2 separate regions of the Mus musculus genome follow, and region 1 is linked to region 2. Evidence: chromatin loops called from intact Hi-C (ENCODE). Cell type or tissue: left cerebral cortex. All regions are shown on one strand. Each heading gives the region's core, and the rest is flanking DNA. Links, peaks and the distances in the headings are about the cores only.

Evidence for each region. A loop is a pair of places that touch in the nucleus more often than their neighbours do. Peaks named below come from ENCODE experiments on the same cell type or tissue, not always from the same donor. Only the 100,000 strongest peaks of a DNase experiment are listed, where the experiment ranks them.
Region 1: it touches region 2 in a loop (10-fold over the local background); 14 of 42 quality-filtered maps call a loop at or near these places.

The regions. Positions count from the first base shown.
Region 1 is chr1:45,625,507-45,630,824 of GRCm38, forward strand. No RefSeq gene overlaps it. Among named protein-coding and RNA genes, the nearest start is that of Gm23216, 57 kb to the right of the region's middle. In left cerebral cortex, for the core only: a CTCF peak has its summit at 2,555 (motif pointing left); a DNase peak (open chromatin) is centred at 2,546.
Region 2 is chr1:44,743,621-44,748,938 of GRCm38, forward strand. Gulp1 (GULP, engulfment adaptor PTB domain containing 1) reads left to right here. Exons shown (of 11, transcript NM_028450.3): 4 at 854-925. It overlaps 4930521E06Rik (RIKEN cDNA 4930521E06 gene), which reads right to left and starts at 1,329. Exons shown (of 3, transcript NR_040602.1): 1 at 1,312-1,329; 2 at 536-616. In left cerebral cortex, for the core only: a CTCF peak has its summit at 2,252 (motif pointing right); a DNase peak (open chromatin) is centred at 2,248.

The sequences.
Region 1 (5,318 bases), core at 157-5,156, 880 kb after region 2:
TCTCTACCCAAATATCTTATTAAATATAATTTGACATGTAGAGTTTTTTTCAAAGCATAGTAAGTTATCACTTGTAGGACCAGTAAAGACCTTTAATTCTCTTTGTTTAATTCCCCAGCCTTTTGTTTCTAAGGCAACAAACAATAGTCAGCTCTTAAAAGCCTAAAGAGCAAGGTAAGTTATGCTAGGATAACACAAACTTCCTATGGTCTTATTTAAGAAGGAATGTATTTTTCTGTCAATTGTTGTTCATCATTGTAAGCATCTGTCTGCTTAGATAGGCTGCACGATGCGCAAATGTCCTATTCCCCAAAGCCTGGGGGGAGGGGGGAAGTTAGCTCTACTTTACCTAACAAAGTCCTTAAAAACTCTTTCCAGCTTGTAATTTCAGAGTCTGTCCCTCAATAGAAAGCTAAGACAAACGGAACCATCTATAGGGCTTCCCTCTACTCCCATACTCTTTCATTTGATGCTCAAAACAAAAAATATCATGTGATAGACAAGTCAGAAAACACTATAATTTTTTTAGAGAGAAAACTTGAACTTGAGCTGAAATAACTGATTTTCAGGAGGTCACATACCGCAACAACTGCCACAGCGGAACTGCCAAGATCCTGAGTCATTTATTCCATGTCTCCCCACAAAGCACTCTGCTGCTGATCAAGAACGTGTCTGAGACATAGCTTCTGGGTTACGGGTAAAGTGGAATGCTAAAGTGAAGGGAGCAGAGATTTTAGATGTGTGTCAACAAGGAGATGACTTTTATCAGTTGTTTCTTTTTTTTTAATAATTTCTCAGTCCTCTATAGCATTTACACATATTTCTCATGTGAACGTGAGAATCTCCATGAAGTAAACGAGTGATCAGCTCATTAGTGTATGCTCCACCTCCTTTCGTTGTCTCAGGGAACACACTTGAAGCCTCCTCAATCGTAATGTCCCATTTGTCTTGTATTTCTGACACTACCCTATCTGATAGGGCAGTACTTGTTTTGAATGAAGTACCTAGATACTTTGGGTGTCTAAAGGTGCTTCCACAGAAACAAATGGTAACAAATAAAGGAATGGATACAAAAGAAAACAGTAGACTGCATGGGCTTGCCTTCACAGTAAGCAAATTGTAGCTGAGTAACTTGTATTCTAACTGCCCAATTTTCTGAAGGTATTTCTGCCAGATACTAGATCACCAGGGCTTCATTTTAAAAGCCCAAACAACACATTCAAATTTGAAACTATAGATCTCATTTATTTCCAGTTCTTCAGCTGGCAAATATGTAAAGCACTCAAGTAGTAAAGATGAAGAAATAACTTAGAGTGGATGGAAAATGTTAGGAAAGCACAGGCTAGACAATTCTATGAGTCACTTCTGAGATAGCTAATGGAATAGAGATTCCAGTCCACTCATTAAAGTGTGGGTTGAAACGTTGCTTTATTTTTCAAGAATTTCCATGGGAGGCACTTGGAGAGAAAAACAGGAGGTAGTCATACTAAACTGCAGCCAGGAAAGGACCTTTGAGAGCAGTGAGATACTGGCACAAACAAGATACTCCACAGCACAGATAGAGTTCCAGGATTCAGCGATTTTAGAAGGCTTTATGGCACTCATTCAACAGTAAAATGCAGTCTGCAAAAACTTACTTTAAGTGAATAAATGTTTCTTATAAGTAACTTTGTATTTTCTTCCAAGTTCAAAAATAAAACACAGAGATTGTTTAAAATTTAAAATATTAGAAATGTTTTATTTCTTGCAAAGAAAAAAATTATTCTAAAACACAAAATAGTTTTAGACTTACAATTTTCTTTGTAAGAATTATTAGCTATTATGTCTAAAAATGAACACAGACAAGATAAACTTTTAAAAGAATGTTTACCTATCAGATATTAAGTTAGGATAATACCAAGATACCTATATTTGTTTCGTGGGAAAACATGTCTTATACTCTCTAAGCAATCTTCTCCAGTTAGACAAGTGTGAACTTCATTTGACAAGGACACATGGTACAAAGAAGACCATACAAATCCTGGTACTTTCATACACTGAAGTTGCAAACCCTCTAGAAAGACAAGAAAAGAAAAACATCTGATGCTGGAGATTATGGGATAGATATATACACACATACAAGCAATCCACATTGAAGTTCAGTCATACATGTATAGAACCTGCAGAAATGCAGAAAGCATTCTGTTAGACCTTCATAGTTGTCAAATTGGCATCTTTTACTCATCTCACTGCAAACTGTTTGAAATTGTGGGGATTGTTGGGTCACTTTATTTCAAAAAATATTTTCCTTCAGCTTTGTAAATTAACAACAAATTCACTAACTTCAGTTTTGCTATTTGGATTTTAAACTTACTCACCTAAGAATTTCTCAAATACTTTGAGGACTGTGAACATAGGGATATATTTCACCCTTTATGAATCCAAACTATTTAATAATTTCCAACTTTGGGTATCACATGCCCCAAGAGAACTCTGGGAACTTCAACAAAATCCAAGAACATCTTTGTGGAGAGAAAGATCAGAAAGGAAAGGTTGCCCCCTGCTGTTTATGAAGTGACAAGTGCCCAGCGGGACTTGACCTGGATACATGAGTCATGAACATACAGAAAGAGGCTGAGTGCTTCCCTTCCGTGCTTTCAGTGCAGCATGTGGTAACATACTGATGACCAGAAGTACATGACCAAATTATTCCAGATAATTCCAGCTTTTGTCTTTCTCTGCACATAACAAAGAGTGAACTTGACTGTCTTCCATTTGATCTTGAAAACATCTGAAGGTAAAGAGTGATGTGTGCTCATAAATAAAATTGTGAAATAATTAAAGAGTACTGTGTAGTCTATTTGTTTACCAGTGATGACTGCCTAGAGAAAGAGCAAAAGGGACCATCTGAAGAAGTTCCTCAGTACTTCTGCGTTTTGCCCAAAAGAGAAATCAGTGATAAAATGACATTCAACTTTGTGAGAAGACCAGAACTTAGAGCTTTTAAATGACCTAATATTGGTTTCATATAACTCTGAAAAGTTCATATAACTCAAAAAATATTTTACAAGAATTGGTAAGCAACTTCTATGCACTCCTATTGATTCAGAGTACAGATATGATTAAGACTCTGGATTTAGATGAGCCACTTCAAATCCCACCAGCATGAGTAGCTGTATGGTCTCAGACTATTTGCTCAGTTTTATGCCTGCTCTTCCTTATCCACAAAATTTGAATATCATTTGCAGCTACCCCATTAGACTGAATAGAATTCAATGTAGAGATAATGACATGAGATTTAAATATAAATATTACACATTTTATTTCTTTAGAACTCACTGCAATGACCTTTGCAGAACAAAATTTTCATAGTAAAATAATTAAAATACTCAGTAACAGTCAAGAGATAAATATCTGGGGCTGGAGAATTGGCTTTCAGAGTAAGAGCACTTGCCGCTCAACCAGTGGACAGGGGATCTATTTCCAGCTCCTCATGGCAGTTCAGAACCATCTGTAACTCCAGTTCCATTGTATCTCACGACCTCTCCTTGCCTTGATGAGAACTACACACATGTGGTGCAAAGACATACATCCAGGCAAAGCACACATACATAGAAATTAAAAATGAGATACTCTTCTCATAGTAGAAAAAAAGATCTAAACATCTCTGTGTAGGAGGCAACATTTTCTATTCATTTGCACCTGAATGGCTACTTTATTCAGAAAAAAATTCTTAGTGAGATATAGTTGTATAAATAACATCTCATGTAGACTCATATCCGACATTTAAAGTGCAATCCTCTTAGTCATTAGTTAGATGTTCCTGAAGAGTGTTTAAGACTACAGTGGCTAAGATTAATTTTTCTTTTTTGTACTGTCAAGAATAGATCCTCAGGGGTCACTTGGCCTTGAGAGGAACAACAGACTTCTCTAGCCCTCGTTTTACTAGTTGTCCATCAAAGTGAGAATTGGTCAAAAGCCTTGAATAGCCTCACTGTATCTTCTCTTAAAAGTGTAGAACTCTCTCCTCTGCATTGGCTTCTCACTGTTAGAGAACATTTTAAGAGATGAGCCAGTCTCCGGGGACCTTATTGACCTTAAAGGACAAGAGGAAAAATATTCTCTTTCAATCTCTCTCACCACATTAGAATAGTCTCCATGTATGCTTATTAAATACCTAGAAGATAAGTCATACCAATCTGGATCTTTTAACTAATATTAGTCCCATTCTTTTGCATAATATTTCAATAACAAGACATTTCTTTTTTTAAATATTTTTTATTATTACGTATTTTCCTCAATTACATTTAGAATGCTATGCCAAAAGTCCCCCATACCCTCCCCCCCACTTCCCTATCCACCCATTCCCATTTTTTTTTTTGGCCCTGGCATTCCCCTGTACTGGGGCATATAAAGTTTGCATGTCCAATGGGCCTCTCTTTCCAGAGATGGCCAACTAGGCCATCTTTTGATACATATGCAGCTAGAGTCAAGAGCTCTGGGGTACTGGTTAGTTCATAATGTTGTTGCACCTACAGGGTTGCAGATCTCTTTAGCTCCTTGGATACTTTCTCTAGCTCCTCCTTTGGGGGCCCTGTGCTCCATCCAATAGCTGACTGTGAGAATCCACATATGTGTTTGCTAGGCCCCGGCCTAGTCTCACAAGAGACAGCTATATCTGGGTCCTTTCAGCCAATGCTTGCTAGTGTATGCAATGGTGTGATTGTTTGGAGGCTAATTGTGGGATAGATCCCTGAATATGGCAGTCCATCCTTTTGTCTCAGCTCCAAACTTTGTCTCTGTAACTCCTTCCATGGGTGATTGTTTCCAATTCTAAGAAGGGACAGAGTGTCCACACTTTGGTCTTCGTTCTTCTTCAGTTTCATGTGTTTTGCAAATTGTATCTTATATCTTGCTATACTAAGTTTCTGGGCTAATATCCACTTATCAATGAGTACATATTATTTGAGTTCTTTTGTGATTGTGTTACCTCACTCAGGATGATGCTCTCCAGGTCCATCCATTTGCCTAGGAATTTCATAAATTCATTCTTTTTAATAGCTGAGTAGTACTCCATTGTGTAAATGTACCACATTTTCTGTATCCATTCCTCTGTTGAGGGGCATCTGGGTTCTTTCCAGCTTCTGGCTATTATAAATAAGGCTGCTATGAACATAGTGGAGCGTGTGTCCTTCTTACTGGTTGGAACATCTTCTGGATATATGCCCAGGATAGGTATTCCGGGATCCTCCTGTAGTACTATGTTCAATTTTCTGAGGAACCACCAGACTGATTTCCAGAGTGGTTGTACAAGCTTGCAATCCCACCAACAATGGAGG
Region 2 (5,318 bases), core at 105-5,104:
TATGACTCTTACTCTATAAAATTATTATCAGTTATTGATACTGTCTGGAATTGACATGGCATGCCCTCCTAGCTCAAGTTTTGTTTGCATATAAAAATTCTTCTTTTCCCACTCTCCTTGCTAATAGGACGTTAGTGATGCATCTGCCAATGGCTTTGAAATATTCAGAGAGCTTGAGAAAAAGAGTCTGCTATATGGATTAATTCTGATCTAAAAAAAAAAAACTGGTTGTTGTTAATTCTTTTCTTTTTGAACCGTTTATCCTTTACATGATCTAACATGGTACATTCTTGGTTTAAATGTTAAATACGCACCTTTTAATCAGCTCTGAAGCTCTGATATGTACAAATGTTCTGGCTCTGCTGCAAACTGAGAACTATTACTAGGACCTAATCAAAGCATGTATTTGTATATTCTATGATTTTAAACTTTCATTAGTGCACATCAGTCCGATTGTATTTTAGCCTTGAGAAAAAGGAGTTTTGATAACGTGAAGCCAGTATGATTAGCAAGTACAGAGTTAGCATTTACTCACTCTTAACTGTTGAGACTGAATTTATCTCTTTGAAATAATTTATCCCAATGAAATAATTTCACTTTTCATTCCAGTAAGAATCTTCAAATAAAAAAAAAAACATAGGTATGACATGTTAAGAAAAATAACTTTTGAAAAATAAGAATTGCAAATAGTCAATGCATTTTCATGTAGTATATAGAAACTGAGCAACAATTGTTCTCCTTCATTAAGATTTGGGTTTGAATTTTTGCCTAACTTTCTCATACACACTATCAGCTCCAGAGGGTTCAGTGATGGGTTTACTAAAGTCTGTGTCTCATGGATGCTCATGTTCAGTTTCTTGGCAGTACCGAAGTGGAGCAGCCAAAGGGAACAGAAGTTGTGAGAGATGCTGTCAGGAAGCTGAAGGTAAGAGCTCTTCAGAGAAACGGCTAGTGTAATGATCTTGTGTCATCAACAGATTGGCAGAAGCTAAAACATAGATATCTGTTTAAATTACTCCTTAAATTAAAAGATAACTTAAATTCTCTTTAAATTACAATTAAATAAATACCACCTGTTCAGGGAGACATTTTGAATTATAGACATATTCATGCAATTATTTTTCTGTACGTAATATATTTTTCTATAGTATAATTTCTTACAGTAACTAAAGACTTTTAAGGCAGAACTCAATCAATGTTTATAGTCAGTGATCTCCCTTTCTATGTCCTGGACAATATGTACTCCATGCTCTAAATCACAACTAGTAGGAACTTTATATAAATCTCTAACAATTAAGATATCATATCTACCAGTTGAAAACAGTTAGTGTTCATTCCAAAGCAGAATACTAAGGATACCCTAATGGGCCATGCCAATGAGCAGCTTTAGGGGAGCTTGTGTGACTAAGAAAGCAGAAGAAAATATTGAATAAACACCCCAAATATTCATGAGTAATTTATGGAGTAAAATGTATGCAACCCCCAAAACTCATGTTCTGCAAGTTTCCTGCGAAACCCTTTTGCCACAAGCATGCTTATGAAATAGCTCACTTCTCAACAGTCAGCCCCACCGAGATTTTACAGCTAGGGTATTTCCTTCAAGATAATGGGTATCCTCATGATGTCAGAGGTCTACAGACTTATATTCACAAAGTTAGCTTTTCTTCTGTGTGGCTACTCCCATAATTTACTGCATGAGGCACAATCTTATTCTAATTTTGATTTCCAGGTCATACATTTATTCCATGGGAATATTAGGTGTTTTACCTAATATTTATTCAAATTAGAAAGTGTCTTAAAAGAACAATTATATTGGCAACATTCCTTTATATCTTGGGAATTCTTCATTCCATATCTCATACCCGAAACGAACTTCAATGACTTTTAAAACTATGGCTATATGTATTATATGACATTTCTGTATAATTTCATACTTAGAACTGAAATAATATTGTGGAATATAATGGAAAGCAGTAAGAGTTTTAATGTACACCTAGTGGGCAGTAGGTTTTATTAAATGTATATCTCTCACAATATGCATTTAACAAATATTTTGGCTGAAAAATTTGTTTCTCAGGAAAGGATATGTATATATTAGGAGAGAATATTTTACTAGTGAACATGAGGAAGACAATGGTTTTTATGTAAATTTGTTTTAATATTTCTTTTATGTTGTATCTGTTATCAGAAGCTATGATACAATCAATATTTACACATATTTTAATTTTGCTGTCATATAGATGAGACCAGATGGTGGCGCTGTGGCTCCACTAGAAATAGAAAGTACCAATTGCTCATTACCTCATTTTGATTTTCTGCTTATTTTTCTCAAACCCATATTTCCTGACTCGTTTGTACATATATTATACTGTTATACTCAGATTTTTCTCATGTAATTAAAAATGCTATTTATATTTACTCCCCTTTCAAAGTCTTTCAAAGTTTGCATTTTAAATGTAATGGCTTTTTTGACTTTTGATAATAATTCAAAATATAAACATAATGCAGGGTGATGAAAATCGTAACAAATTTTCAACAATGCTATTTTCCTACCTCTGTACCTCATGGTATCTGCTTGAGTTTTAGCAAAATGCTTCTAAAGATTTGAATGCTGACTAGTCTGTGACTGTAGAGAATTCCAAGTTTGTAAACTTTAATGTAATGATTTGTGTAATAACTGAAATGTTCCCATATTCTGTTTGCTGAAACAAACAGAATTTTTTCCTGTTTACTTATGCTTAAGCTGACATTTAAGAAAATGATAGGTATCTAAAAGAACTTAGCACTGCTGTCATAATAAAGTTCGTTTTCAGAAGGGGTCTGGTTCAGTACATTCAGGGCAAATACCAGGACTCAATTTGTGTTTACCATTTGTTATGTTTCTGTATGAGTACACACTGAACATTGGGATCAATGTCTTATGGACCCAGTTTGAAAGGCCCTAGTGGGTGAAGCTCATTTTATACACACAAAGCAGCTTCAGTGTGATATATAGCCTTTAGAAGATACTGACAAGACATGTTAGTCAGCCGGGGTCTTCAGCGCTGTATTTCACTCTGTGTACCGTATTTCTGTTTTTCTTTTACTTTTTATTCAACTGACCAGTTATCTAGAACTTAGTTATATACAAAAACCATGATTATTAGCAATTATTTAGCAACTAAGTAGGAGAAACACAAAGTAGTGCCAAATAATTTGCAGATTATATGATAGGATACATAAGTGATCCTAAAATCCCACCAGAGAACTCTTACAGCTGATAAACACCAGCAAAGTATCCAGCAAAGTGGATGCATATGAGATTAATTAAAGAAGAAGAAGAAGAAGAAGAAGAAGAAGAAGAAGAAGAAGAAGAAGAAGAAGAAGAAGAAGAAGAAGAAGAAGAATAGTTCTCCTATATACAAATGCCAAACAGACTGAGGAACAATCAGGAAAATAATACCTTTCACAATAGCCTCAAATAATATAAAATATCTTGGGGTAACTCTAGCCATGAAAATGAAAGACCTGTACTATAAAAATTTAAAGTCTTTGAGGAATTTAAAGAAGACATCAGAAGATAGAAAGATCTCCTATGCGCATGGATCAGTGAGATTAATATAGTAAAACTGGCCATCTTACCAAAGCAATCTACAAATTCAATGAAATCTCTGTCAAAATTCCAACACAATTCTTTTTTTTCTCATTGCAGTTTTTTTTTCATATTTTGGGGATTTATTTATTTATTTATTTATTTTTATACTCCAGATTTTATTCCTCTCCTGGTCCACCCTCTGACTGTTGCACATCCCATACCTCCTCCCCACCCTCCTGTCTTCATGAGGGTTAGGTGCATCTTCTCTGAATAAACCCAGACCCAGTAGTCCTCTGCTGTATATGCCAAGACAATTCTTTAGAGACCTGAAAAAGACAATTCTCTACTTCATATGGAAAAGCAGAAACAAAGAAACAAGCAAAAACAAACAAACAAACAAACAATCCCAAAAAACCAGGATGGCTAAAAATAAAAAAAAAAAATCTTGAACAATAAAAGAACCACTGTATGTCTTTGTGTTGCTAATTTCAAGTTGAACTGCACAGCTATACTAATAAAGCTACATATTGTTGTCATGAAAACAGACTCATTCATCAATGAAATATAATTAAATTACTAGATATGAATACACAAACTTATGGACACCTTATTTTTATAATAAAGCTAGAATTACATACTGGGGAAAAAATCACTTTCAGCAAATAATGCTGCTCTAACTGGGTGTCTGTAGAAGAAGGAAAATAGATTTATATTCATTACACTGCACAAAATTCAGGTCCAAGTGGATTAAATACCTCAACATAAAATCTGACACACGGAACTTGATAGAAGAGGAAGTGGGGATAGCCTTGAATGCATTAGCACAAGAGACGACTTTATTAACTCAAGACTGATAGCTCAGGTGTTAAGATCCACAATTAATAAATGCGACCTCCTGAAACTGAAAATCTTCTGTAAAACAAAGGACACCATCAGTAAGACAAAGGGGCAGTCTACAGAATGGAGAAAGATTTTTAACAACTCCACATCTAATAGAGATAACAAACAAACAAAAAAACCAAATATTCCAATTAAAAATGAGGCATGGATCTAAACAGAGAATGATCAGTAATGGAATCTCAAATGGCTGAGAAAATTTTAAATAAGTGTTCAATATCCTTAGCTATCAGGGAATAGCAAATTAATTGCAACTCTGACATTTCATCCTACATCTCTCAGAACCGCCAAGATGAATAACACAAATGACAGCTCACGTTATCCAGGTTGTGGGGAAGGGCACTACGTTTCCAGTGCTGGTAGCAATGCAAGCTTGAACATACGGAAATCAATATGGGCATTCCACAGAATGTTAGAAACTGATCTGCCTCACCATCCAGCTATGCTATAGGCACAAAGGATGTTTCATGCTACCATAAGGATATTGCTGCTTTATTTCTAATAGGTAGAAACGGGAAACAACCTAGATGTCCCTCAACATAAATCACATTCAAAACAAAACAAAACACAACAAAACAAAATTGTGGTACATTTATACACTGGAGTATTACTCAGCTGTTACAAAAACACCACCATAAAATTTGCAGGCAAATGGATAGAACTAGGAAAAAAAAAATCCTAAATGAGGTATTCCTGATCCCAAAAGGCAAATATGGCATGTATTCATTAATTAATTAAATTAAACTGAATCATTAAATAAAATTAAATAAATATTATATTAAAATATAGATTTAATAATAAATGTTTAAATAAATGATAAATAAGTTAATGATAGCCAACCCAAAGA